Regions from separate parts of the Homo sapiens genome. Here region 1 is linked to region 2. A link is a loop called in an ENCODE intact Hi-C map of the cell type or tissue named here. Cell type or tissue: MCF 10A. All regions are shown on one strand. Links, peaks and the distances in the headings refer to the core of each region. The heading gives the core; the rest is flanking DNA. Region 1 has its middle 160 kb from the start of CLINT1. Region 2 has its middle 240 kb from the start of LINC02227.

Region 1 (15,301 bases), core at 4,889-12,888, 160 kb after region 2:
GCTTTTAAAAAAAGTTTCTTGAGGAGGCCTTCCCTGACCTGCTCTCATGCCCTTCCCTCCAGTAACACTCGAGATGCTTATGAATCAGTGTCCATCTTCCCCCAAGGACTCGCATTCTCTCAGCGCAGGAACACGTCTGCCTTACTCACTTCTGTGTTGTTGACACCTGGCGCAGAGCCTGGACATGAAAGACGTTCAGTAAGTATCTGTAGAGGTGTTGCTGGAACATATATTTAATGTGGCCTGATTGTGGGTCATACTGTGTTTAGTGTGAATGGATCGAGTTAGGCCTCCTGACTCATTTTGTCTGTTTTTACTTGATCACTATCCCTCTTCTGTGGATGGTAGGTGACACTGTGTTCCTCAATGCAGCTCAAGTCAGTAAAAACCCAGGTGAGGGGATTCCATCAAGTTTCATTAAAGGAAATTTTCTAAAACTTCCTCCCTCTAACCTCCTTACTGTCACAACTGATTTATAAAGAACAAGGGCTTATGACTATAAAGGATTTAATCAGGTTTCCTCTTTTCTTGAGAGGGTGAAAATTCAGCTTCCTTATAGAGTGAGCTGTATGATGTTATCACTGCCTGTTCTGGGAAGGACAAGCCTGTTCCACTTAATGACTAGCATTTTCTCAGGATCTTATTTCCTTGGACGTTTTCATAGTAGTTATAATATAACAGTTAATTAGCCGGGCATGATGGCGGGTGCCTGTAATCCCAGCTATTCAGGAGGCTGAGGCGGGAGAATCGCTTGAACCCGGGAGGCAGAGGTTGCAGTGAGCCAAGATCACACCATTGCACTCCAGCCTGGGTGACAGAGCGAGACTCCATCTCAAAAAATAAAAACAAACAAACAGTTGTAGGGAGGAGACTGGCAGATTTGCTGCCCTCAGACATGGCAGAGGGAGATGGGATAGCAGAAATGGAAGAGGGACATGAGTCACTCTTAGAGAACTATCCCCCACTTCTCTGACAATGTGTTTTCCACCAAGACAAATGGCAGTAACTCACTCATATTAACTCAAGTAAAGGGTGGAGGTGGTTGTAAGAAAAAAAAAAATGCCTCATGGGACCCGGCACAGTGGCTCACACCTATAATTCCAGCACTCTGGGAGGCCGAGGCAGGTGGATCACTTGAGCCCAGGAGTTTGAGATCAGCCTGGGCAACGTGACAAAACCTTATCTCTGCAAAAAAATAAGAAAAAAATTAGCTAGCCTTGGTGGCGCATGCCTGTAGTTCCAGCTGCTAGGGAGGCTGAGACAGGAGGATCGCTTGAGCCCAGGAGGTCGAGGCTGCAATGAGTTATGATCACATCACTGCACTCCAGCCTGGGTGACAGAGGGAGACCCTGTCCCAAAATGAAAGAAGGAAGGGGAAGGTGAAGGGAAAGGCGAAGGGGAAGGCAGGCAAGGCAGGCAAGGCAGGCAGGAAGGCAAGAAGGCAGGAAGGCAGGAAGGCCTCATGGGAAAGCAGAAAAATTTGAACAACCACACTCAAGAAAGGCAAGAAACAAGGCACATCTAGGGCTGGGCCTCTTAACCCTCTCTTTTTTGTTCTTTATATTCCTCTAACAATAACCTTCCTCATTATTTCTGCATCATTCATGTGTTCCTCTCTTCATATGTTAACATTTTAATTCTAGCTCCTACAGCTAACTGGTAATGGGATCCTTATTTTTCAGTTCCATATCGCAAAAAAGGAACCTGGCCTGCCCTGCTTGTTTGAATTGAGACAAATTCTAGTAACAAGTCGTGGGTTATTGACAAGCCCATAGACAATGCCAACTTTGAGACAAGTACAGAATCAATGTGGTGGGAATAAGAATGGGAAGAGAAGGCTGGGTATGATACTTCATGCCTGTAATCCCAGCACTTTGGGAGGCTGTAGGCTGCTTGAGCCCAGGAATTCGAGACCAGCCTAGGCAACATGGCGAGACCCCCATCTCTACAAAAAATACAAAAACTAGCCAGACATGGTGGCACACGCCTGTAGTTCCAGCTACTCAAGAGGCTGAGGCAGCAGGATAGCCTGAGCCTGGGGAAGTTGTGGCTGCAGTGACCCGTGATTACGCCGCTGCACTGCAGCCTAGGTGGAGTGAGACCCTGTCTTAAAAAAAAAAAAAAAAAAAAAAAAAAAAAAAAAAAATCGGAAGACAGAGTTTTAAGGCGTGGAACATAGACATACCCACTCAGGTGAGTGTGAAGGCAGAACTTCCTAAGAAAGCAGTGTAGACTGTATAAAATAACCAAAAATTAACTGTCTTAATCCTCCTCCAGCAGAGACTGGTAGCTGGTGGCTTAGGATGCAGAAATTTACATTTCTTTTAAGACAGCCTCTTCTTCACTGTTCCATGCAGATGATGACTTCCAACTGGGAGAGTCTTCAACTCTCTGCCTGAGGCTTTTGCCAATCATAGCTGCACTCATGCTCAAGGCAAGCTAGAGGTTCCTGGGGGTTGATGGCACCAGGTGCAGTCCTCAATGACAAATGGGAGTTGGTAAATACTCCAGAGGCTTTGGCCCTTAGGGGGGGCAACTATGAGGCTCGTTCTGCACTTTCTCCCAGAGATCCAGAGAGCAACTGAGCCACTTTCTCACAGAAATAAGCTGTTCCATGGCACTTGCTGTAACGGCCCTCCTCCCTTCCTCGGCTCACTTCACACTACTGCCTGTGCCTCGGAGATTTACAAATCCAGCTCACAGGGTGCTTCCTGAAAACTCAACCTATGGAAAGAATTTTCCATAGTTCAGAGATTGAACCAATACTTTTTCCAGATCTGTGCTCCAGATCTCATTCTCCTCCCACTGTGTCATGCTTCCCTGGCCCCTGTTCTGTGATGCAATCACCTGAAAACACACAGATAGCAAGGCAGTAAAAATCCACACATTTATCATTTCCTACCATAAGATGTGTTTGCTCTAGTGATCAAATTGGACAAGCAAGTGGTTAGCTCCCAGATTTTCTGAACTTGTGGACTAGGTCACATCTCAGCAATTAAAACAGTAACTTAACAGTAACTTTCTTAAAACAGCTTAAGAAATGAATTGGCCAGGCACGGTGGCTCACACCTGCAATCACAACACTTTGGGAGGCTGAGGTGAGCTGATCACTTGAGGTCAAGAGTTCAAGACCAGCCTGGCCAACATGATGAAACTCCACCTCTACTAAAAATACAGAATTAGCCAGAAGTGGTGGTGCATGCGTGTAATCCCAGCTACCTCGGAGGCTGAGGCAGGAGAATCGCTTGAACCCAAGAGGTGGAAGTTGCAGTGAACCAAGATTGCACCACTGCACTCCAACTTGGGTGACAAGAGCAAAAATCCATCTCAAAAAAAATAAATAAAATAAATAAATAAATAAATAAATGCTGGGCGCGGTGGCTCACGCCTGTAATCCCAGCACTTTGGGAGGCCGAGGCAGGCAGATCACGAGATCAGGAGATCGAGACCATCCTGGCTAACACGGTGAAACCCCATCTCTACTAAAAATACAAAAAATTAGCCGGGCGTGGTGGCAGGCGCCTGTAATCCCAGCTACTCGAGAGGCTGAGGCAGGAGAATGGTGTGAACCCGGGAGGCAGAGCTTGCAGTGAGCTGAGATAGCACCACTGCACTCCAGCCTGGGTGACAGAGCGAGACTCCATCTCAAAAAAAAAAAAAAAAAGAAAGAAATTAATTAGGTGGTCCAGCCTCAGAAATTTCTCACAGTCAGAGAAATGCAGTCAACAACTAAAAAGGTAATTTTAAAACAAAATAAGCTCTTCAAATGGAAAGGTAGATTCCATCCATGCTTAAGAACTCAACATCAACATCACAAACATTCCGCCAAGTTAATATATAAATTTAATGCACTCCAAATAAAAATTATCAGCAGTATTTTTTAGCTATTTTCTTATGGAAAAATAAGTAAGTAAAACTAGCCAGAAAAATTATACTTAAAAAAAACAATGAGGGAAAATTAGCCTTGCCAAATATTAAAATATAATATAAAGCTACATTAATTAAAGCAACATAATACTGCCCCATAAATAGAAATGTCAATGGAATAATCCAGTAATAGACCCCCAAAGCATACCAAAATTTAATATGTTATTAAAGAAATGCATTCACACAATGGGTAGCCATATGGAGAAAAAAAATTGAATCCATTCCTCTAAACTTAAAACAAAATAAATTACAGATGGAGTAAATATTTAAATGTAAAAAATGAAAACCACAAAATTATTAGAAAAAATAGAAGAAATGTTTGTATGATCTTGGAATGAGGAAGGCCCTCTAAGCATGACATGTAAATCAGAAGTCAGGGAAGAAAAGACTTAAGTTTGACTGCACAAAAATAAAACATTTTTGCACACCAAAAACCTCCATAAGTCAAAAGAATACATGGCCAAAAAAAGACGTAGTTTTGTGCAATTAATATCACAGTGGCTTAATTCCCTAGCACATAAAGAACTAGAAATTTTATGCAAAATCAACAACTTAATATTTGCTAATAAATGTGCAAAGGATACAAGCAGACAATCCACAGAAAAAAAGTAAAAATGCTCTTAAAGCATGATTAGTTTCAGTCATAATATGAAATGCTTAACCTTACTAATGATAAGTACAATTAAAACTATAATGAAGTTCCATTTTTCATCTATCAAATTGACCACATGGAAAAGTTTAGAATCACTGTTGTTTGCTTGCTTGTTTGTTTTTAGAGATAGGGGTATTGCTCTCTTGTCCAGACTGGAGTGCAGTGGCACAATCATGGCTCACTGCAGCCTCAAACTCCTGGGCTCAAGTGATCCTCCAGCCTCAGCTTCCTATATAGCTAGGAGTACAGGAGCGTACCACCACACCCAGCTAAATTTTTTCAATTTTTCATAGAGGGGGATCTCACTATGTTGCTCAAGCTGGTTTCAAACTCCTGGCCTCAAACAATCCTCCTGCCTCAGCCTCCCAAAGTGCTGGGATTACAGGCGTGAGCCACCACACCTGGCCCACTCTCTGTGTTGTTGAAGATGCTGGAGAACAGGCAATCTTACACACTACTGGTGCAAGTATGAAGGACACTATCTACTAAAATTATAAATGCACATACCCTTTGACCCAGCAATTCTACTTTTGTGGGCAGTTCAGAACCCTCTCTAGAACAGGGGTTGGTGAACTTTTTCTACGAAGGACCAAATAGTAAATATTTCAGGCTTTGCAGGCCATGGGCTCTCTATCTCAGCTACTCAATTCTGTCATTGTAGCATGAAATCAGCTACCGAGAATATATGAATAAGCATGTCTGGGTTTTAATGAAACTTTATTTACAAAACAGGTTGTGAATACGATTTGGCCTGCAGGCCAGTTTGCCAATTCCTGCTACAGGAGGGCATCGGGAACAAAAAGGCTGCACACACCCTTGCTATGGCAGAGACCACTGGCTGTTTCCAACTCCATTTCTCACATATAGTAAAAGCTCTGCAGCTAGAACTTGGGTGACCAGTCAGGAATTGCATTTCTCATCCCTCTGTGCACCTTCTTGGCCACATAACTAAGCTCTCCGTGATGTACGAATAGAAGTATAACTTCTGGCTCACTTGCTTAAGAAGAAATCTCTGTTGCTGGATCTGTTCTTTTTCCCCTTCTCACGGGCTGCTGACAGTGATGAGAAGGATGTTAAAGCCAATACTTAAAATGGCAGCACTGCCATCAACCAGGGTCCTGAATTACTGAATGGGGCAGAGTGATCCAGGGCAGGTCAGGTTTGCAACATAATAAAACATAATAAAAATTGTTGCAAATTTGACCTGGGAGAGAAAAATCTTTTTGCTTCACAACCTTCTAAGACGTTAACATTCCTGATAAAATGCTTAAGCAATTTTCTGTGAACTTTAATAGGATTAAGGTTTGCTCTGGAAAACCAATTACCTACATGCCCAATTACCCACACACTCAGTGGCCAACTGTCAATCAAGAGCCTAGTGACCTTTAACCAGACTTTCTTTTCTTTCTGTGTCTAGTCTAACAATGATTATCTAACCATCCTCTTTTCCTATAAAATGTCCCTGCCAAAAGTGAATTGCGGAGGTGGACTTCTCAGGTCCATTTCCCTTCTACACATGATCATAATAAAACTTTAGTACATGCTCACAACCAAATTGTCTGAAAAGTTTCCTCTAACACTTGGAACATTCACATGTATGTTAGTCCATTTTGCATCACTATAAAGGAATACCTGAGACTAAGCAATTTATAAAGAAAAGAGGTTAGTCCATTTTGCATCGCTATAAAGGAATACCTGAGACTAAGCAATTTATAAAGAAAAGCCTGGTTCTGCAGGCTGTACAAGCATGGCTCCAGCATCTGCTCCTGGTGAGACTTCAGGAAGCTTCTAATCATGGTGGAAGGCAAAGGCGGAACAGGTGTATCACATAGCGAGGGATGGAGGGAGAGAGCACGCACACGAGAGAGTGAGAGAGAGAGAGAGCGTGAGCAGACAGGAGGTGTCAGGCTCTTTAAACAACAAAATCTAGTGTGAATTCAGAGCGAGAACTCACTTATTACCTTGGAGATGGCACCAAACCAATTATGAGGGATCCACTCCATGACTCAAACACCTCCCACCAGGCCCTACCTCCAACATTGGAGATCACATTTCATGTAAGATTTGGAAGGGACAAAACATCCAAACTATATCAATGTGGTCTTGTAATGTAAGTGAGAAATAAATTTACTTTTATTTGAGTCACTAAGTTTGGGTCTCTTTTACAGCAACTTAACCTACCCTAATAAATTTACACTTTAGAAATTTGCTTTGAGTTTACTAAATGCTTACCTTGTGCCAGAGACTATACAAAGCACTTTATATGCATTATTACTAAACTCCATTTCTTTTTCACAGTACAGATCTGCAGCTAGGATTGGATTGCCAGCCAAGAACCTCCACTGCTAATAATGATAATAGCAGCAATAACAAGAATAGTACCACCTAATACTTATCAAATGCTTACAATGTGCCAAGCATTAAGCAAAACTCTATGTTATTCTTTACAATCTTACAGGGGTTCTTCTTTAAAAAAAAATCCAAGTTTAATCACTAGCATTAAATTAATCTCTCTGACTGGTTAATACACTTTATTTAGAAAATGAAAGCAAATCTGCTTTGCCAAGATAAATTTCTGACAGTAAAACTTAACTCAATCTTCTTGGTTTCCGAAGATGCAGAAAAAATGAATCTCCTCTTAAAAGGGATAAGATTCCCAGCATACAGCATCACTGGGTGAGAACTGGTGGTAGGATTTTTTCTTATGCTTCCCAAAGAGGGATCTTATTTTTATAAAGGCTGAGAAGTGCCACACACACTTTTGCTGTTTAGGATTAGCTCATGGGCCCTTTAGAAGCAAAGCTTTGAAGGTGCCCTCCAAGACTTTTCTCCTATTTCTCAAAGAACTAAAAATAGAATAACCATTCAACCCAGCAACCCCATCAGTGGGTATATACCCAAAGAAAAATAAATTGTTCTACCAAAAAGACACGAGGCTGGGCGTAGTGGCTCATGCTTATAATCCCAATGCTTTGGGATGCCTAGGCAAGAGGATCACTTGAGTTCAGGAGTTCAAGACCAGCCTGGGCAACTTAGTGAGACCTCATCTCTACTAAAAATAAAAATTAAAGAAATAGTCAGGCGTGGTGGTACATGCCTGTAGTCCCAGCTACTAGGGAGGCTGAAGCAGGGGGATCACTTGAGCCCAAGAGATCAAGTCTGCAGCAAGTTATGATCTCACCATTGCACTCCAGTCTGGGTGACAAAACAAGATCCTTTCTGCAAACAAAACAAAGAAAAAGACACATGCATTCATATGTTCATAGCAGCACTATCTACAATAGCAAAGACACGAAGCCAACCTGGGTGTCTATCAATGGTGGATTGGATAAAGTAGTACATATACACCACAGAATACTACTTGGCCATAAAAAAGAACAAAATCATGTCCTTCACAGTAACATGGGTGCAGCTGGAGGCCATTATTCCAAGTGAATTAATGCAGAAACAAAAGTCAAATATCACATGTTCTCACTTATAAGTGGGAGCTAAACCTTGAGTACATGCAAACAAAGATGGGAACAACAGACAATGGGGACTCCAAAAGGAGGGAGGGAGGGAGAGGGGCAAGGGCTGAAAAACTTCCTATTGGGTGCTCTGTTCACTATCTGGGTGATGGGATCAATAGAAGTCCAAACCTCAGCATTATGCAATCTACCCCTATAATGAACCTGTGTATATACCCCCTGAATCTAAAGTTTAAATTTTAATTAAAAAAAAAAAAGCTTTTCTCCTAAATGCCTTTTCTCTTTCAGAGAAAGAAATTGTCTCACTTTGCCCCCAAAGACTTAGCTCAGTTTTAAATTAAATTAAAATTATAGGTATAGGAGGGAAAATTCAATTTCGAATTAAGGTACAGGCTGGACCTCAAATCTTGGTACAGCCTTTTCTCTCAAGGTGTTGTAAGGTCTGATATATTCATGTCTGACCTTAGTAGGGTTGGACAGATGTTTTTGTTATTGTTTTATGGGGGTTTTAGTGGGATCTTTTCTACCTAGTGATACTTCTAAGGCAAGGTTCAGAGGAAGGGTCTCAAATGGGGGCATCTGCATCCATGCATTATTGTAAGATCAATTAATAAACACCGGGGACACATCTAAGGGCAGGAATCTCAGGGCCATAGCCTCTGGGTACCTTGCTACCAAAGGTATGAATAAACCACATGATCCTTCTATGTTGTCCAAGAGCAGAATCCTGTTTTCTACAGTGCTTCAAATCATCTGAGAGTGTCTAAGCCTCAGTTTCCTCATCTGTTAAATGGAACCATTAATACTATCTCATAGGCTTGCTGTGAAAATCATTATGGAGTATTTAGGTGCACACACTCTGAAAGTATGCAGCCTGTATCTTAATCTTTATGACATTCTTTAGTACAGTGGAAACCCTGGGCAAATAACTTCTTTGTGCTCAGATTTCTTCATCTCTATAGTGGGGATAATGAGAATATCTATATCATGGGATCATTGTAAGGATTACATTCTTGTATGGTGCCTCACATAACATAATTGGCATCACTACCACTACTACTGTTACCACTACTGATTCTATTTAGTAAAAGAAGTTTCTAGCCATGTCACGCCAAGGGGAGGGGTTGAAAATGCTCCTTGAACCCCTGAAATAGGCTTCCTTGGGAGAATGATCTCCAGAAAGAGGGTCAAGCATTCTGGGTTTGTGAGTGCAGGAAGCTAAGACTAGTCTTGCACCAGCCTCCTAGGGTTGGCCTGTGCCCTGGGATGTGGCTGTGCACCTGAACTCAAGGAGAGGATCAAATCTGATGTCTTGGCAGCCAGAGCTCTCAGTACGCATGGCCCAGTCTAGCCCACAAGAAGTGGAATGTCCTCCCTGGAGAACCACTGAAGGCTCCTCTCAGATGAACGAGCCTATGGGACCGTGCAGAATTCAGCTTCACCAGCGACACCCTCTGGCAGCAAGAAAGAAACAGCCGAGACAGCATAGGGATTTCTCCCCAGATTCCCCTGGTATCAAAAGAAGACTGGCTGCCCCAACCAGTTCTTTTGAGATTAAGAAAATATCCTGGAATTCATAGACATTTTCAGGACTGGAAGTCTCAAGAGAACTATATTTGGAGTCCGTTTGTGAGGAAGAGATTAAGCAATCTGTTGGAAAACTAAATCATCTATCTATCCATCCATGCATCCAATTCCCAAATAATTATTGAGCATTCACTATGTGCCAGGCACTATTTAAAACATTAAGGATATAGCAGCGGACACGGTAGTCAAAGAGATGTGATGATATTTGTACCCTGTGATTGCAGAGCAGTTCATACAAGCCATTTAACATAGAATCATATTGTAATGTCAAATGTGTTTTTTCACTTCTCCCTCATCCACCCATCTCACGCAGTGCATCTAGCCCTCACCGAGGTGCAAGGGCATCCATAGACAATGTTAGTTAGGCCAAACCCTGGCTTCGTTGGCCTGCCCCAAAGACTGCAATTATCCCTAAGAAGGAGTCACTCTTTTGGGTTCAGATCATGCAACTGCCAGAGTCCTTATTTGAATGCAAATAGCCTTGCAGCAGTGACACATTACATCATTGTCATTCATTATCACCTTTCAAGTGTCACAGCAAGGCTGGGGGTGGGGGTGAAGAAATCCTGGAGAGGGAGAGAATCTGAGTGACTTCTTCCAGGAAGAACAAGGCTAGCTGTTGTGGCTCAACAGGGGAACAGGAAGGGGGCTACCGACAGGTTAAAGAAAGGTGAGGTGAACACAAAACCATTTTTCCCTACTTCAGGGGGTGACTGAAGGACTCTCTTGAGGGAGAGACCAGAAGGCAACAGGATGATCAGTAACGAAATGAAGGATGCCTTGTATTAGGCTATGCAATTCAGTTTTGTTTTCACGTAGACCTGGAGTGCTTAAAAAGGTTCACAGTCCTCTATAGAAATGGACAGGGTATATAACAACATAGAGGAAATCTTTACTTAGTAGGTGAACTCACCCACCCTCAATAAAGTTAACTTGGTGAATAAATCAGAAGCTTCGATGGGGAGGAGATTTCCAAGAGGCATTTGATGATCACTCTAAGACTAATTCCAGGGCTTGGTTTAGCTGAATGGGGCATATAAGTTACAGACACAAGCTGAATAGCCTGGACAGGAGAGTCCTGAGAGGCTGTTTGGATTAAGAGACAGGTGGCTGGCAGAGGACAGAGCTTTATTAGCTTTCTATTGTGTGGTCTATGATGCCAACCATATTCCCTGTTTTCTCTTGAAATCTTCAGTAAAATTCCATTCTTGTTCATGCCCCAAAGACCTTAGGGAACGGTCTGAGCACCAGCCAGCCCCAGGAGGCCTGCCACATCTGGGTTCCAACTGTAAATATTTAAAGAGCTTGAGCTGTACAGGGTCCAGTGCACAAAGCCTGCTGCTTAATGCAGGGTTGTTGGTCTAGGGATGGGATTTTTTAATGGTGGCAAAAAAGGTCTAGATGTTCAAAATATGTTGTTTTCATGAGGCGATACCAAATCAATGCTTTGTGTTCAAACCCCAAGCCCCTGATTTCCAAAAATGATGATGCCTAATCCTCAAAGCTAGCGGAACATACTAAGTATAGTTTTCCCATCTTCAGGAGAGACATGACTCCGGTTCAGCAAGGATAGAGAACTTTATCAAAGTCACCTCAACCAATGAAGACAAGAATCAGAGTACCTGGCTCTCCACTGAGAGTCAGACACAACCCAAGGGGCTGGGAACCACATTTGAGCATAGAGCTGAGCTTCATGAAGTTGATTTCCTGAAAGAACATTCCATCTACTTCTCCATCAGAAGGCTGTTGAGACATGACTGGGTAGCACTATTGTTTACGTTGTAAAATTCCAGGCCATCAAGCTGAGTCAAGTTTCAAATCCAGCAGTAAAAAGAATAGCAGAGCATTCTCAAAGGAGCTCCAGAAGACAGCTTCCCCCAAGGTGTATCACCAAGACGGTTCAACCACAGAAAGCTGAAGATAAGTAAACTACAATTTCTTGGAAAATCACCCAACTCATAAACGACACAGTCCACCAGATTCAATAAACATTAGCATCCTTGTTATAATTTCCATGCAATTTGACATCCTGAAGAGCTCTACTCTTGGTCCAAGATCGATTGCCAGCAATTGCCACTCACTTTTATTTTGGGGCTAATGGGCAAAGGCATACTGTTTTGTGGCTTTTCCTTTCTGCAAACATGCTTATGCCTTGGTTAGTCAATTACCCCCATGACTCCTATATCCATTTGCAGTAATTTCTATTAAGGAAAGTTCCACCCCTTGCACTAATGGGAGCTTTGATGATCAACTCAAGGTCCCTAGCTACTATGTTTATCTACTATCCCTGCCAGGCCTCCAAGACCTTTCTCAGCACTATAGAGAAAGGGATCTTTGAAGAGCATAATGGTTCTCATTACTCCTCCTTCCACACCCACCTCACTAGCAGACAGAAATCAGCATGGGTGACAGCCAGCAAATCAACACTGGGAACAATTGCTACATTTGTCATTGTCAGGCATAACATGCACAGACACACATGTGCCACACACAATGGGATTTTGCTCACCAGCAACCCTGTGTTACTTATATTTTTCACTGTTAATATTTTTTCACTAATTTAAATAGTTCCTTCCATGCTGTTGTCCCAGAGTAAAAACCAGACATGCCCATTCTTAATTGCACAATGATGAAAGATTTCATTATCATAATGAATTACACGTGCAACCCTTTTTCAGTGGCACAACCCCAGCTCCTGACAGCCAGAGAAGCAACAGGGAGAAGAACCAAAAACATAAGTCAAATATAAAATTGGAGGGAAAAGACAATAGAGAATTATACCAACGTTTAATGCAATGGATATGGCTGGTGGCGAGAGCCCTCCCTATTCAAGCCAGGCTTCCAGAAAACAGCAGGAAAAGTGCTAAGACAGATTTTAAACAGACTCCTCCTTGCTACTCAAAGTGTGGCCCACAGAGCAGCAGTGATGGTGTCACTTGTTAGAAATGCAGAATTTCGGGCCTCACCCAGACCTACCGAATCAGAATTTGCGTTTTAACAAACATGCGGGTAATATGTGGGTACATTGAAGTTTGAGAAGCACAGCTCTAGCTCATTGGGATATGAGAAAACAGAAGTCTCCTAAGGATGGAAGACCAGTTCTAATAGAGTTCAGATAGAATGAACCCAGCGGAGAACATTAAGAAAAGAAGGAAGGCTGGCCGGGTGCAGTGGCTCATGCCTGTAATCCCAGCACTTTGAGAGGCTGAAGTGGGTGGATCGCTTGAAGCCAGGAGTTCGAGACCAGCCTAGCCAACATGGCAAAACTCCATTTCTACTAAAAATACAAAAATCAGCCAGGTGTGGTGGCAGATGCCTATAATTCCAGCTACTCTAGAGTCTGAGGCTGGAGACTCACTTGAACCTGGGAGGCAGAGAGCCAAGATCACACTACTGCATTCCAGCCTGGATGACAGAGTGAGACTCTGTCTCAATTTAAAAAAAAAAAAAAAAAGGAAAATATTTTAATAATAATAGTAAAAGTATCAGGGAAGAACAAGCCTAGATAATTTTGATTCATTTATCACCCTACAATCATTATTGACCATCTTCTATGTGTAGGCAGGATTCTAGGTGCTATGGAAACAACAATGAACAAAAAAGACAAAATTATCTGTTTTCATGGAGCTTACATTCTACTCTGGGGAGACCAATAGTAAACAATAAATATAATAATGAATCATGTGGTATGTTAGATGGTGATGAGTGCTATGGAAAATAACAGATAGGAGTAATGAAGGCAATCGGGAAGGGTTTGCAATTTTAAGTGGAAAGTTCAAGGTAGGTCTCATTTCAGCAAAGACTTAGCAGAAAAGAAGGAGTAAGCCTTGCAGATTTCTGAGAGAAGAGCATTCCAGGTGTGACTGGCATTTTGAGGAACAGAGAGGAAGCTTGTGTGTCTACAGCAGAATGATAGAACAGAAGAGGAGAAGGAAAGAAGGTCAGCCAGGAAACAGGAGTGTGGATTAGGTAAGGCCGTGTAAGCTGTTGTAAAAACTTGAGCTTCTACTGAGTCAGATGGGATATCAATGGGGAATTTTGAGCAGAAATGTGACACAATCTAACTTATATGTTTCAACAGGACAACTCTAGCTGCTGTTTGAGAATAGGCTCTTCGGGGTAAGCAAGACTGGAAGCAGAGAGATCAATTGGTAGATTTTTGCAATAACGTAAGCAAGAAATGACAACAGCTTGGACCAGGGAGGTTGAAGTGGAAGGGGTGAGAAGTAGTCAGATTCTGGATAGGTTTTTAAGATAGTGTCATCAAGATTTGTTGATGTTTTGAATGTAGGGTATGGCATAAAGAAAGAAATCGAGAATGATACCAATGTTTACAGCTAAGCAACTGAAACATTGGGGAATATGTAAGTGTAGCAAGTTTATGGGAGGAAGATCAACAGTTTGTTTTGTACACATTGGGTTTGAGAGGTCTATTAGACAGCCAGATGAGGATGCCAAATAGAAGACTTCAGAGGTGAGGTCCTGAGCAGGAGATATAAACTTGGGAGTTGATGGCATATGAAGGTACTTTAAGGCCATGAGATTGAACAAGAATCCCTAGAGCAGAAGTAGAGATTGATAAGAGAGCCAAAGATAGCCTGAGGCCCTCCAAGAAGAGGTTGTGGAGAGGAATGACTGGAAGAGGTTGAGAAGGAACAACCAATGAGATAGGAAGAGAGCCAAGACCCAGCCAAGCAGGACGAATCATTTTATTTGTCCATTTTATGGCAAGATAAAATGTTGAAGAATTAATCAGTGGACTGTTTCATTTTATTTCTGTTTCTCTGTATCAGAAGGTTGATGTTTTCCCCTTTTTTACTCTTCTGTTCAAACAAGACCTTAACCTTTACTCTTGAAGGGAAGGATGGTCACAGAAGAAACACTATGAGAAATAAAGTTCAGCTTTAACCTTCCAAAAGCAAAGATCCTGACATAAACAAGTGTTTGGGGAGGGGTGTATTGCTTGGCTACCTTTTCATTGACACAAAGAGAGGAGAAAAACTTCTCTGTGCTGGGGCAGGGCAAAGAGTTTGAAGGGATGCAAGAAATATGGAAGCTTTCGAAGAGTTTGAGTCCCAGTTCCATAACTTATTGATGTATAACTTGGGGGAGGCACTTGAATTTTATAGGCCTTAGATTCCCCATCTCTGGGAAGCAACACTGCATTCAGTCCCTCCCACTGTAGTCCAAAAGTGAAGAAATTATAGAGACACATACACACCAGATAAGTCTGGGAATTTGGGAATAAATAACATCTATGCCCTACTTTATGCTTGGAATCCTGGGAGACAGTAGTTTTGCAGTATTTTGCATGCTACCAATGCATGTGAGCTATAGACTATAGAAGGCATAAAGGGTAGTATGAAAGGACAGATGAATTTTCTCATGCCTTCAAAAGAGACATAGAAATTAAGAGACCAATAAAGGGAGCCAGCAAATCTGAACAGGCCTTGCAAAAGGAATAAATGGGCCCGGGTGCGGTGGTTCATGCCTGTAATCCCAACACTTTGAGAGGCCAAGGTGGGCAGATCACCTGAGGTTAGGAGTTTGAGACTGGCCTGGCCAACATGGTGAAATGACGCCTCTACTAAAAATACAAAAATTAGCCAGGCATGGTGGTGGGCGCCTGTAATCCCAGCTACTCGGGAGACTGAGGCAAGAGAATCAC
Region 2 (15,301 bases), core at 3,596-11,595:
CTACTAGATGCTTCTCCCTGGAAAGGTTGGCATCAACCAATCTTTCCAGTCGTACCTTAGTTGCTTTCTCAAACACTCCACTTTAGCCAAACCAGTCTACTTTCAGATTTCTATTTCCTAGCCTTTGTCATTTCTCCTATCCCCCATGCCGTCTCTCATAGGCTTTCCTCCTTCTTTCTATGCACATAAACCCTACTCATCCTTTAAGGCCTGATTATTTTTCAGAACTTAAAGGAGACTGAAGAAATTTCTCCATTTCTTCTCTAAAATCAGTCTTTGTTATCTGCCACATTGTGCTTTCTGATTTCTGTGAACTTCAACAATGCCTATTATCACTACTGGGCACTTAGTTCCTGGCTTGCCCTGATATTGTGAGAGAACATTTTATCTTTATTTGTTTGGAGTATGCAAATACACTTTACTTTTTTTAAGCCTGGAGTTGTGACTGATACTTTTTCTGAAATTACTATAGAAAGCCTACAACATTTTGTGCATAGGAGGATGGCTAGATGGATAGAAGATGGATATACTTTGGAGTATTCAGTGGGTACTGATAGACATAAGGCAGATATGTTTATATTCAATGGGGACGGAATTGTGGGTCCCCACTTTGACCCTGAAAGTCACTGCAAGGGGTCTCTAGCCAACTATGGGCAGCTACAGATGTTGAGCCTCTGCAGACTGAGATGCTGAAATGAAAGAAGAAGACACTGAGTGTGAATGGAAGAATATTACTGATAAACTTCCTTTCACTCATGACTTTGTCCACACCTGGGCCTATCAGCAGGTCACACACTTAAATTTTGAAATTTTAAGCAAAAATTTCAAGAGTCCCACTTCATATACAAAAAGTATATAAAGTATATTTTTAGAGTGTTAAAAAAATTTTTTTGAAATAGAGTTTTTCTCTGTCACCCAGGCTGGAGTACAATGGCATGATCTGGGCTCATTGCAAGCTCCGCCTTCTGGGTTCAAGGGATTCTCTAGCCTCAGCCTCGGGAGTAGCTGGGATTACAGGTGCCTACCACCATACCTGGCTAATTTTGTATTTTTAGTAGAAATGGGGTTTCACATTGTTAGCCAGGCTGGTCTTGAACTCCTGACTTCAAGTGATCCGCCAGCCTCGGCCTCCCAAAATGCTGGGATTACAGGCGTGAGCCACCATGCCTGGCCCCCTCTCTATATCCTTCAAAAAAAAAAAATCTCTGTACACAATCACTTCTGACAAGTTTGGGGCCGGGCAGGACTAGTTGGGTGAGAGTTCTTTTTGGCCTAAAATCTAGGTCCAAGTAATTACCATGAAAAATCTGGGCCCCATCTCTGTTATAAAAGTGATATCTGCCTAAAGCAGAAAGGTTAAGGTCCCTGAAATGTATCAAATGTCCTAGGGAGCTGAGCTGAAAGAGACCCCTGTGCTGGTCAGAACAGGAGGCCAGCCACGCAGCACCATGTTCTGGCTTTCTCCCTCGGTGAACCACAATCCCACTCTCCTTTTAAAGGAATGACTCCAGTGAGAAATCTGCAAGGACCAAACAGATTGGAAAGGATAAAGGAAAGGAGTCTGCAGGCTGAGCTGTCAGCAAAATAAATAAGCAGTATTAGAGATGGGACAAATGGGAACCTCTGGAGCCAACAAACTTCTCGTCCCTCATGCTGGCATGTTCCCACCAGGACAGCCGGCAAAGAAGAGAAAGGCTCCCAAGTGGACTGGATGATGCCTGTTTTATGGGAACTGCTCTAGCTGCTTTCACACATGTCATTTCATTCAATCCTCTTCTGAAACTTGCAAGGAACAGGTTATTGTCTCTGTTTTACTAATAATGCCAACCAAGATTCAGAGAGGGTAAGTACCTGGGTGAAGGTCACATACCTAGTCAGTGTCAGAGCCAGGATTCAAATCCATGTTTATTTTCTTTCAAAGCTCTGCTCACTATGCCACAAGTGAAAACAGAATCATTGCATGTTTCAGCTGAAAAGTCACCTAATCACCACCTCCATTTCACAGGTAAAGAAACTGAGTCCAGAAAGGAGAAGCAACTTGCCCAAGGCCACACGGTGAACTTGTGACAGGTCTTCAGCTGCAGCCCAGGCCTTCTGGTTTCCACATAGGAGCTCTCATCACTTACATCCACCAGGACTCTTCAAGGAAGACACACTCAAATGGGGGCATTAGAGGAGAGTTTAACAAAGGAAGTGTTTAGATGCGAAGGCCCATTTAAAGGAAGCAATAAAGGATTGTGAAGCATCCAAGGTGCAGCAGCATCAGTGGGTCCATGACTACCCAATGCCTGAAGTGACAAAACTGGGGCCCTAACCCCAGAGAGCACTGTAGCTGGGGCTGTAGCTATAGCTGAAAGGAAGCTCTGAATTTGGGTAGAGAAAGCCACTGCCGGCCACAACCTGGCAGGGAGGGAATGAATACACAGACCTCTCCCTCTCCTTGTGCCCATGGTCTTTTACTGGTGCCTCCCATCAGCTGAACCCTAGGGAAAGCCAGAAGGTGAGGGATTCCCATGATGCAGTTTCCAGGGGCCCAGAGCAAGATGGAAAAAAGAGGAGAGAATGCCTGGAGTGGTAAATAAAGACTCTGAGGCACACTGCTAGGCAGGGATGCTTCTCTGAACTTCAATCCTTGGGAAGAGTCTGGCGTCAGCAGGTCAAAGACAACAGAAACAACAAAAGTCTCACATCCCGGTCAATGTGAGGCCAAGAAGGCTTTGCTTTAGGTAATAAAGCATTTCTCACAGCATAGAGCCGGATTGCTCACTGCCCACTGCGGAGGTATTATCCTAATCCGGTCAACCTGTCTGTGATAAAAGCAGGTAGAAGCCTGGCTCCAATCACCTCGGCATCAAAGGCATCTCTCAGGGACTCTTCTGCTTTGGAACCCAGGTCAGTGCTGGTGTTTGAGGGGAGAGTCACTGGTGTTTCTGGTGTGCGTTTGTGAGTATTTGAGAAGTAAAAATAGGAGGAGAAAGCAAGAGGGTGATTGCATCTGTGCAATAGCATATTTGCCTTTTACCAGTTCTTAGAATTGAAGGCCACTTTTAAAAGAAAGACAATCCCTACACAAAGGCAGTTTAGGCATCCTGGTAAGGCACAGCCCTCCTAGCTGTGCCCCTGGCACAGGTGTCCTCACTTTGGCCACACGTACACACACACACACACACACACCAAGCGGTCAGCTCTCCCAGGCCCATCCCAGCCTTCCATGCCTCCTTGAAGTTTCAACCTCAACTTCCACTGAGTCCCGCTCTTCTCGCTGATTTGGTCATATTTCCTATTTAGTTTAAATCAACAGTCCGATTTTATCAACAGTAATACTTTATGGAGGTTTATTTCTTCAAACAGACCATGCTCCTCTTTGCCATAAAGTTAATTTTATGTTCTTTGTTCACTTTCCTAATCTGCAAATTACATCCTCCTGTTCCCTGATTACTTACTATTGGAAAAACAGCCCTTTTTTGCTTCCAGTTTGAATATGCTCTGCCTTATCTTGATGGCCCTAATCTCTCTCCCATCCCTGGCCCCTCAAGGAAGCTGCGAGGACTGGCAGGGTGCAGTACACGGCCAGCACCAACACAGCCTGGCCACTGGGCCAGGCCTGCATGCCTCGCTCCGCGTGGGCCTTTCTTCTTTTCTTTTTTTCTTTTTCTTTTTTCTTAAGCTGAGTGTGGGAAGGGGCTCAGTTGCAGCAGGAGGATTAGAAATTCTGGGACCCACTCCACACTCTCAGAAAGTCCTAGTGGGAAGAAGGAGAACTTCCGACACTCAGAGAAATAAGGACAAACGCCTGGGAGGGTGACATTGGCTAATATTGCATGAAAAATGAACCACCCTTTTGTTGGGAAGTGTGGCCCAGAAGAGGAGGGGCTGCAAAAGGCATCGAAGGCACCAGGAATGGGGAGGGGGAAAAATAGACACAGTCCTTACAAGATTGGGGTTTTTTAAGAGGATGGAGGTGAGATGACTCGGCTGTCAGAAATGGCAAAGAGAATTAAGCCTGCCTGTAACTGCAGAGAGAGAAGGGAGGAAGGCAAATGCAGAAGAAGAAGGACATTGATTTAAAAATATTAAAAGACAGAGTTGGAAGGAATCTAAATAAAGCAAGTGCTTTACAGATGAGGGCAGTGGGATCCCAAGACAAGTCTCCGAAGTTCTAACAACAGCAAAGGAGTAATCCTATTGATGATGATGATAATGGCAACTGATATTTGCTTACTGTTATTTCCCGGACAAATCCGTCTTTTACTGCAGGTTTGCAAATGCCCATGTTTATTTCTAGTTCTGGGCTTCTAGGTCCTCCATAATAGTAAAAGCTCATGTTTATTGCAGGTGTGTGACAGCCACTGTTTAAATGCTTTACATGTCATATTGCACTTAGTCCTCCTCCCCCCACAGGAAAAAAAAAATCCAGGAGGTAAGCATTGTTATTATCTTGATTTTACAAGTGGGGAAACCAAGACCTACAGAGGTTGATAACTTGGCCGGCATCACAAGTAGCCAGAAGTCACAGCGGATCTATCTCCCCAGCTCACACTGAAAAACTATTTGTTGGATGAATAGGTGACTCTTAAACTGATGTATTCTTCGTACAATCCTGCTCCAGCGCTAGTCCCATCACTCTGATTTTCTGGGGGACACTCTGTCAAAAATCCCTCCAGACTTCTCTGTTTCTGGGGCAGAGTCTTTTGAGTCCCTGGGCCAGACCAGGGGTGAGGTAACTTGGTAAATGGCTGAATAGTAAATAGTTTAGGTTTTGCAGACCACATACCAGTTCTGCCATATACCTTTGTTTCTGTTTTTGGCTTATTTCAATCCTTTGAAAGTGTAAAAATCATTCTTAGCTTGAGAGCTCCCTCTTACTCCTGTTCTTGGTCTCAAAACCTTGGAGTCAAATTTCCCTCTCCTACCACCTACCCATCCAATCATAAAGTTCTTTGGATTTGGGGTGTCTCTCAAAATGCCCTTTAAATCTTTTTTAGCACCCATGTCCCCTAGTTCAGGACCCCATTCTCTCATGCATGCTCTGGTCACCAAAATGGTCTCCCTGCTCCCCAGAGAAGCCCATGTGTCACCACTGGATTTATTTTCCCAAACAATGCTTTGCACAGATAATTCTCATGATAAAATATCCTCAAATCTAAGCCCCTTAGTCTGCATTAAGGACCAGTCCCCCAGAACACACACACAGACACCCATACAGTTATATAGTCCTTAATGATCATACACAGAATCCTACTAACATTTAATATGCTAACATCACACTAACAGCAATAAGCATACTAACATTGAGTGAGCATTAATATGAGCTAGCCACTCTGATAGACACATGATCATCTCAGTTAAGCCTTACCAGACAGAACCCTATGAGACAGGTATGATTGCGACCCCATTTTACAGATGAGTTGCTGAGGCCCAGAGAGGTCTAGAGAGATGAAGTGACATGAGCTAGTTTATGCAGTGAATTGATAAAACGAGGAACTGAATGGTGGCCATCAGACTCCAGAGGCCGTTCCCTAAATCTCCACCCTCTATGGCCTTTAACCATGTCTCCCCCTCTGCCCTCTGAGAACCTCAACCACAGTCCCTCCGAGAAACATCCTCAAAGGGACCACATCTCAACTCTTGTCCTGGAAAAGATGTTGATGCCTGAACTTGGAGCACCATAAATGGAGCAGGCATGCCCCTCTGTCCAAACAGCAGACCCCATCAGATGTCCCCAGCACCAGGCTGCCAGCCAACAAGAGGGCAGCTCCGCACAGCTGCATTGCAAAGCAGCAGACCAGGGCGAGCTACTAACATGTGGATGCCGCCACTCCACAACTTGCTTAAAAGCCACACTGTGTTTCCTGGACAATGGCCGCAGGCCAAAACACACACATTCCAGTTTTTACGACTATAAGGTAAGCATTCTTTTAATGGCTCTTTCCCTGTTCCTTCACTCTCATTTGTGTTGTTTTCCTGGTTCCCTCTCCTGGATTTTTTCCTTTCTTAGCTCAGCTCTGCTCTCTGCCTCCCTTGTTTCCAGAGCCTCCTGCCTCAAAGCTTCCTTGTCTCTATCTCCTGCCTGGCTTTTCTGCAGCTTCCTTACTGTAGTAGTCTTCTCCTCCTTTCTGGGTTTTGGTCAGCTTTTCCCTAATTACTAGACTTCCCTTCCTCCTGTCTTCCTGTTTGCTTAAGGAAGCCTCCCTCCCCTCCCTTCACTTGTGTCTTCTTCCCACTTCTGCCAGCCTGCCGGCCTCTCTGCTTCCCAGTGGCCTCTCCCCATTGCCCTTTTCTTCCTTTCTGGACACCTGGTCATCCTTGCCCCACTCTCCCTTCCCCACACCCTTCATCTTTCACCTCTGTTCTTTGTCCCTTGTCTCCTCTCTCTGCTCCTCCCTCCCCTCCCTCATGGGTCCCCTCCTGGTTTCCATCCCCCCATCACCCCTCCCCTTATCTTTGTTTTCCTTCTTTCTGGCTGCTGATAGAGTGGGAGTAGTTGCAGGCTGTGTCCCTGATTTCACATGCAGACCAGGAGCCAGCCTGTCAGTCTAACAATAAAATTGCACGGAAACGGAGGTCTCAGTGCCTACATGCAGTTTGCCCCTAAATGGAGCTGAGCTAGAAGGTTTCAGAGCAAAGCCACCAAGAGTCCCAGGCATCTGGTTCTACAGGCAGGATAGAGAAAGGACTTACTGTTTCTTTTTCCCACTGATCTGGTGTAAGTCAAGGCCAAAGACCAGGGCTGAGACGTGTCATTTGTAGGTTGCAGCCTTGGGGTGGGACCTCCATGACCATCCCTGCCTCCTGACAATAATACACAAAACACACACGTGCGCACACACACACACATGCTCATTTTCTTATTCACTTTCCTTCAGAGCAAAGGCCCTGTAACTTTTCAGATGAAGTATACAAAACTCCCACACTGCAAAATAAAAGCTATAAAGAGAACAAGAGCCACTACCACAGAAGGAGATGTTGCTGCTGGGGAAAGGGCTGCCTCCATCCCCTCTACTCCCGCCCATCAATTCTTTTCAACTTTAGTTGTTCCCTGTTTCCTTGACTGAGCCCCCATTCAAGCTGAGCTGGTGCCTTTCCTTAGAGGACAGCGCCATCTAGCAGGTGAAATGCCAGACCCTTAGCTGAGAGGCGAGAAGAAAAACTTTCCCAGCTGCAGGCTCCCTGGTTCCCAGCTTCTCTTTTTAAGTCTCAGCCAGTCAAACCCCAACAGGTCTGAAAAAATGTGATTTAACCCTTTAGCCTTGTTGAAGATTTAAGTGTCTTCCAATCACCCCTATTTCTCCAGTGCCTGATTTTGTTTCCATCTGTGGCCTTAGTTCCTAGAAAAAGCTAGAACGTTCTAGGTGAGCCAACAGTCTGCGTCTGATGCTTGGGACTTAAGGTGACTTTTTTTTTTTTTTTTTTTTTTTTTTGAGACGGAGTCTCGCTTTGTCGCCCAGGCTGGAGTGCAGTGGCACCATCTCGGCTCACCACAAGCTCCGCCTCCCAGGTTCACGCCATTCTCCTGCCTCAGCCTCCCAAGTAGCTGGGACTACAGGCACCCGCCACACACATGGCTAAGTTTTTTGTATTTTTTTAGTACAGATGGGGTTTCACCGTGTTAGCCAGGATGGTCTCGATCTCCTGACCTTGTGATCCGCCCGCCTCAGCCTCCCAAAGTGCTGGGATTACAGGCGTGAGCCACCGCGCCCAGCCTTCAGGTGATTTTTTCCAAAGCAAAACAAAATAGAATTTCCCAAAGCAGTCTAGAGGATGGCTTAGGCTCCATCTGGAGTTAAGTGGCAATCTTTCTTTCTCTTTCCTTTTTCTATCACGGTTTCGTCTTTCCTTCTGTAAAGACCCTATCTCCAAATATGCCCGCATTCTGAGATAGTGGGGGTTTATGACTTCAACATCAACTTCTGGAAGAACACAATTCAGCCCATAACAGATGGCAGATGGTTTTCTTTTCTCTTGCAAACTCTGATCAGTTGGTGGTGGCTGCTCAGACCCCTTGCCAAAGAGAGTGAGAAGGATTCTAAGATCAAATCCATATGGGGCAGAAAAGAGTGCTGTGAATGACTGTCAATGTCTGCTACAGGCATGGGAGTATGGAGGGGCAGCGGGATGGTCCCATGCTTGCCCTTGCTGGAGTAGGGCATGTGCACAACATAGACCCTGCCTCTCAGGAGCAGGGAACATCTATCAGCACTATATATCTCAACATACCAAAAACATCCCAAGGCCACACTTCTGAAAGAAGGCCCAGGGCCATTGTGTAGTCCTCTCAAGCCCTTCATTTTACAGATGAGGAAAACTGAGGTCCAGAGAGCTTGTGTCTTGCCTATGATCCCTCAGCTCCTTTGTGGCAATACCAAGACTAGACCCTAACTTCATATCTCCTGACCTATTTGCTTTTTCCCAAGATCTCCAGTTGCTCCTGGTAACATCAAATGAAGACAGAAATTCTTGTATTGCCCATGCGAGATTCCCCAAGTCCCTCATCCTACAGACCCAAGAAGGAAGCATGTGAAGAGAGCGAAGCTAAACGTTGAAGGTCCTGGTTGGAGTTGGTGGTCAACTCCACTGTTGCTTGGATCACTAGGCATTAAAGGGTTCTGAGGCTGCATTTAGGCCTTTCCAGAGAGAACACTGTCATCCATTAGCAATGGCTGCCATTGCTATGGGCACAGGATTGGACAGTAGAAAGATGAATATTATATATTTGTCGGGTTAGGTCATCTCCGAAGTCCCTTCCAGTTCTAAGATTTTGCAATAAGAGCCTTGAGCAGGAATCAGGTTTCTTTCTTGAACTTAAATGAGAAAACTAGGTTAAGGGACATGCTGATGTTCTGGATGTCTGAATATATATGTGACCTGCTCCAAGGGCTTTCAGAAAAGGCCTCTTCTTTGCACCGTTATGACCCAGAAGGCCCAACTCCCCATTACATATGATCCATAGTTTCAGTCCCACTGAAGTTCTTACTGGTATTTCTCCATATGCACTTTTCACCCTAATGTCAGCTAGTGAGACTCAGGCTCTGGATCACGGCTGAACCTTGGCAACTTCCATTTACTTGATGCAAGTGACAGGCAAAGAGTGGTTACTAAAGAGTTATCCCTTAGCCATTGCAGGTGAGGGGATATGCAAAGGTCAGCTGGCTCACAGGCCCCAGAAAAGGTCAGCTACAAGAAAAGAAGTACCATTTCTCAGAGGCTGTCCAACATGCCACAACACTTGTATGTGTCTGACTCATGGGGTTGTTCAGGAAGAGATACTTTGAAACGTTGAATACATTTGCCTCTTAACTCCATATAGAGGCAAAGACATGGGTTCAGGTTCTTCTGCTCCAACTCAGCTTGAAATCTCCAACTCCCTTCTACTCATCCGTCTTGGCAGTTTCACCTAGACCAGCTTCTAGGGAACATTTGAGGTAGGTGTTTATCACCTGGAGGAAAAAGCTCCATGTGAATGGCTATGGAAGAATGGGAGAACTGGTTAAGAACTCAGCTCTAGAGATGATCATATCTAGGTTCAAATCTCAGTCCCACTGCCTTCTAGCTGTGTGACCTCAGACAAGTTACTTAACTCCTCTAAACCTCAGTATTCCCATCAGAAAAGTAGGGAGAATAACAGTACCTTTCTCATATTTGTAAGAGTTAAACAAGATCATAGTTACTCGTGCTATTATTGGTATTATTAATTCAACAGACAATTAGGGTGCACCTAGTCTGAACAGGTTGGAGTACAAATATATTGTTCTTCACAGAGTTCATGGTCAGTTCCAATTTAGCTATGTAATAAGTGCCAAATCAGATACTTGTTCAAAGTACAAGGAAGGAAGGATTAGTTCAACCTGGGGATCAAGAGAAGTTTCTTTACAGAGTCCATAATATTTGAACCTTAAAGAAGGAATAAGATTTTGCCACAAGTCTTCAAGGAATCAACATATGAAGGGAGGAGCAAAGCCTGTTGTGTGAACTTTGAATATAGGCTGTACCCGGAGATGAGGAAGTCCCTGGATTTACTCTCAGATGGAACTCCTGATCCCAGGAGGGAACACCTTCAGGAGTCAGAAGATCTGATTTGACCCTGGATTCCTGTGTCACCTCAGTCAAGTCACCTTACTTCTCTGTGCCTCCACTTCTTTAACGTTAAATGAGATGGCCTTCCTGCAGAGATGTTCCATGAAGCTTGAAGTTTTAAATAAGAGGTGTGAAAAAACTTTGGGGAATTGAAAGAGCTATTCAAACAAATAATAATAGCAGTAACAAATGCTACACAGCACTTACTACATGCCAGGCACAGTATCAAGGGCTTGCAAGCGTTATCTTATCAAAGTAACCATTCTGTTGCCATTTTGCAGATGAGGAAACCTATTTGGAAAAGCGGTAACTTGCTCAAAGTAATGCAACTAGTAGGTGGTAGAGCTCACATTGATGTGTCAGTGAGGGACAAGGGTGGTAGTCATCTTCCCCACCCCTAGACATGCTGGAGCTACTTTTTAATTATCTTGGGGTACAGCTGGACTGATTTCCTCATTGCTCAGATGAGAAACTGAGGCATCAAACAATGCCTGCTCAGAACTGGATACAGGGTGTAGGTATAGTGCCTGCTTGAGTCCAGCTTGCCTACAGCTAAGGAAGCAGAGAGGATTCTGGGTTCCTCTATGCTCTACTTGGGAGATTAGAGTCACAGCACATCACTCTTTCCTTGCCCAGTGGGTGCCAAGAAGAGCTCAAATGCCAAGTTTCATTAAAGCATACCCCAGAGGGTCACTGTCTGGACCAGGAACAGCTGGATCACAGAACACAGGCCTCCGCCTCTTACAAAATTCCTGAGGCCATCACTTGGCCAGATCCAGAACACCCCACTGGAGATCCCAAGTTTACTGGGAAGAGTTCTCTTATTTCCCCTCAAAGAGCATTGGCAGAACAGGGCTAAGGGAAAGAAGGCTCAGAGCCACCAGTGCCTCCAGGCACAAAGGGGAAAGGCCAGCCATAAGAAGCTGAGAAGGAAGCTGTCTGGGGCTCCTGGGTGGACCTAGAAAGGAGAATGAGGGGGTGTGTTTGGAAGCTGGGGATAGCTGAGGCCTCATAGCTAGATAGAGTTTGCTCAGGGCATCCAAGGAATTTCACCTATTGAGAAAGCTGGGACGTAAAAGCTCCCAGTGAAGGGGGTTGGCATCCATGTGCCTGGAGCTGGGGGAAAGCTTTGGCTGCAATTTCCTCTGCTTTTAAACGAAGGAGGAAATGGAAGGTGCTGGTGCATAAAACAGGGGAATAGCAGGGTGATTTTGGGTGCTAGCTGTCCACCTGGGTCTCTACAGCTTCCTCCATTCTAGCAACCTGTCCAATTTTCACCTTCCTCTTCCTCTTTTTTTTCTTCTTCCTCTTCTACTACTGTTTCTAGATCACATTTATTGAAGGCTACCTCTAGGCCAGGCACATTGCCAACAGCTTTATATGCATCATCTTATATATACTGCATAACAACGCTAGGAGGTTGATAATACACAAAGATATTAGAGAGAAGGAAACTAAAGCTCAGAGAGGGTTAAATAAACACCCCAGGGTCACAGGTCTAATGCACCTTCCAAATCCAAACTTATGCCTTACTTCATAGGCAAGGCAGTATGATATTCCCATTATACCGCCTTGTGTATGAAATCTTTGTGTAGACAGGGAGCCTATCCAAGAACTGCCTATGAGAGGCTGAGCTTGGGCTAAGTCTTTTACTCCTCAATGAGAGAAGTTACTAGCTGTGGCACAGTTAAATCACTAAAGGGAACTTTCTTCAAAACAGAGATGTGAGAATACTCAATTGTTCTCAGATAGGAATATAAGAAAGCTGTCTGCATTGTAAGAGTTGAAGAAAGAAGCAGCCCCAGCCCAGGGGAAGGAGTCAGAGACGAGGAAGAAGGCTAAACATTGTAGGCTGATGAAGGGGTGGACTTTGAACCCAGGCCTCAGCCAGTGCTGCTGTTGACAACGTCATCTTGAGAAGACAGATGAACAAGTCAGGGTGAGCCAAGAGGGAGTAAGATCCTGGTGCAACCATGATAAGACTTAAGCTGAAGCCTCACCCAGGAATGGTACAGGACTAAACTTTACCAGTTGCACTGTGAGCCAGTGAGAAACTATACCTCTGGAAGATTGGCCACGGTCCAAGGCTCCTCAGTGTGTGTCCAATAAAGACTGACCACCCTTTGGGCTCAGCAAAGCCCTGGGGTATTTGGTAATTAAGGGGTAGTGGAAGTGTCTGGGCTTCCTTTAATAAGGCATATGAGGATTTCAAGGAATCAAATGGAAGAATAAGAAAATGGATCCTATATGCACACTGAGATTGCTCCACAAGCAGTAATGTGACTGAGTTTTTCTTTACTATTCCTGTTGGTCTTTCCATTCCATTGGCATGATATGGGATAAAGAGCAGTAGGGATAACTTGCTCAAGAAATCCATAACTCAGCTGGGCACGGTGGCTCACACCTGTAATCCTAGCACTTTGGGAGGGCGAAGCAGACAGATTGCCTGAGCTCAGGAGTTTGTGACCAGCCTGGGCAACACAGTGAAACCCCATCTCTACTAAAATACAAAAAATAAGCCGGGTGTGGCCACGTGTGCCTGGAGTCCCAGCTGCTCGGGAGGCTGAGGCAGGAGAATTGCTTGAACCAGGGAGGCGGAGGTTGCAGTGAGACAAGATCGTGCCACTGCACTCCAGCCTGGGTGACAGAGCGAGACTCTGTCCAAAAAAAAAAAAAATTCCATAACTCACTGACACAAAGACAGTTTCTCTCCCCCAACCACCTCAGGATCATCATGTATGGCTGTATAAGCTATGCACTGCTCAGATCCAGTGGCACAATTCACACAGACTTTGATATGAGTGTTTCCTCCAGGAGTTATGCAATAAACAGATGCTGGACTGCATTCGTTCATCTGTTAAGGATCGGGTCAAACACATCCTTCTCCAGGCAGTCTTCCCCAAACAGTCCAGCTGACAAGAATCCCTCCGTCTTCGGTATCCCCACGGTATATTCTACAAGTCACTTTCTGCCTTGTAGTCAATGTTTCATGTGAATGGCTTGTCTTTCCCACCAGACTATGGCTTTTAACCTTTTTGGAGAGGTCCTAGGCCCCTTTGAAAACTCAATCAAAAGTTCAAACATTTTCCCCAAGAAAAAACTGCACAAACACATACAATTTTATATCCAATTTCAAGGAATTCATGGTTGCCCTAAAACCCATCCACAGCCAATAGAGCGTAGCTTCCATGAGAGCAGAGACAGTATCTGTCTTGTTTACCATGGCATCCTGATTGTTCACACAGTGCCTGGCACACAGTAGCGTAATAAATGCTTGTTGAATGAAGAAATGGTTCAACTCTGGAAGGTTCTTGAATACAGACTAAGTGTCAGAGCCATTTTTGTAGCTTCAGAGAGTTTTCAAGACAGTGGGCCCTTAACCAGCCTGGCGTACACTCAAAATGCTAGCTGAAAAATTATTGCTCAGCCCCACCTGGGATAGACACCTCATCCAGCCCAACCCTTCCAGGGCCAGCCAGACAAGGAAACTTCTCCAAGCTCCAGAGTCTCCACAATGGAAAGGCAACATCTCTGCTTGGTGGTCTTTTCAGGTGCTGAATGGGAAATCTGACTCAATGACATTTCTGGCCACTTAAGAGTTCTGAGAATTTATGCTTCCTTTCCTTGCTGCCCAAGAAAATAGAGAAGTTTGTTTAGTAAACTGAATGATATGGTTCATCAAATAATAAGCCCTCATATAATTTGCAAATTAAACTGTCCTCTACATTTTCATAAGCATGCACTCTTCTAGTCCTTGCAAGTCATACAGTGAAACAGAAAACAGATATTGTCCTCATTTTACATATCAGGAAGTTGAGGCTCAGAGAGGCCAAGTAAGTTGCTCTAGTCACACTGTTTTTCAAAGGCTAGAACTAGCACCCTGGAATTCTGTCTGTTTCTCTGGCATTCTTTTTGCTGACCTTAGGCTGCTATCTAAGCAATTACAGAATCATGTATTAAATGTCTTCTATATGCAGATGTCAGCATGCTCTGAGTTTGGCCTATCTGAGCCATGCCCCAGAGTCTGTCTGCATCAAACTAGAAAAGTTAATCTGCTCAGCAAGTATCACCTGCCACAGGGTTCCCATTGCCAAAGGCCAGGCTAAATCTGGCCAGGGACTGCCACTAGGTCTTAAGAAAGTCAAAAGCCAGCCACACAATTGCTCAAAATGGCCTGTCCCTCCTCCATCACCAAGTGCTGACCACAGGAACCACACCTCCTCTCTCCCATGAGTGGGCCAGGTGTGTCTTCATCCCTGGGCTGTAGGTTATGACAGAAGATGAGGGCTTGGACCATGAATATCCACAAAGAACAGTTCAAATGACTGAAGGAAAAGAGAGAAGACTGGGAAGTGAGGTGACTTCTTCGAGCAGGGGCCTCTGCTCTAAGGAAAAGAAGTCAATGAGAGGCATTCAGAGTGATCTTTAAGCACAAAAAGGGACATCCCACTACAGACGATTTAGACTCACTTTTTTCCATCTGTATCAAAAGTAAAAAAAGATAAGCACTCCCATTGCAACAGGCAAATTTTAGGTTAAGTGTGAATAAGGACATCCCAACTATAAAAGTGAATGAAGCTGTGGAGTGTCCACCACCCCTAGAGAGCTTTGGAGTACGATTTGCAACTCATGTTACCAAATTGCTTAAAGGCAGGTAAGCTTGTATCAAGACAAAGAGGCAGCCCAGTTGACCTCTATACTGGACTACTCTTCCCAATTTGACATTTTGTTGCTACCTTGAATCATAATAATGTGTTATGCCTGTATAGACTTTACAGTTTTCAAAACACTTTTATGGAGATTTGAATCACCTCTAATAATTCTGCAAAATAGTTTGGGGAGAAATTACCATGTTCAGTTTAGAAATGAAGAAAATCAAGAACCCACAGCCAGGCCGGGCAGAGTGGTTCACATCTGTAATCCCAGCACTTTGGGAAGCCAAGGCAGGAGGATCACTTGAGGCCAAGAGTTCAAGACCAGCCTGGGCAACATAGCAAGACCCCGTCTCTATAAAAAATTTTAAAAATTAGCCAGGCATGGTTGTACGTGCCTGTAGTCCCAGCTACTCGGGAGGCTGAGGTAGGAGGATCACTTAAGCCCAGGAGTTCAAGGCTGCAGTGAGCCAAGGTTGCACCACTGCACTCCAGCTTGGGCAACAGAGGAGACCCTGTCCCAAAAAAAGTGGCGTGGGGTGGGGTAGGGGGGAAGAATCCACAGCCAGCCAGTG

Evidence for each region. A loop is a pair of places that touch in the nucleus more often than their neighbours do. Peaks named below come from ENCODE experiments on the same cell type or tissue, not always from the same donor. Only the 100,000 strongest peaks of a DNase experiment are listed, where the experiment ranks them.
Region 1: it touches region 2 in a loop (10-fold over the local background); 4 of 110 quality-filtered maps call a loop at or near these places.

What each region holds. Positions count from the first base shown.
Region 1 is chr5:158,008,313-158,023,613 of GRCh38, reverse strand. No RefSeq gene overlaps it. Among named protein-coding and RNA genes, the nearest start is that of CLINT1, 160 kb to the right of the region's middle. In MCF 10A, for the core only: a CTCF peak has its summit at 9,501 (motif pointing left); a DNase peak (open chromatin) is centred at 9,463.
Region 2 is chr5:158,166,917-158,182,217 of GRCh38, reverse strand. No RefSeq gene overlaps it. Among named protein-coding and RNA genes, the nearest start is that of LINC02227, 240 kb to the left of the region's middle. In MCF 10A, for the core only: a CTCF peak has its summit at 7,083; a DNase peak (open chromatin) is centred at 7,107.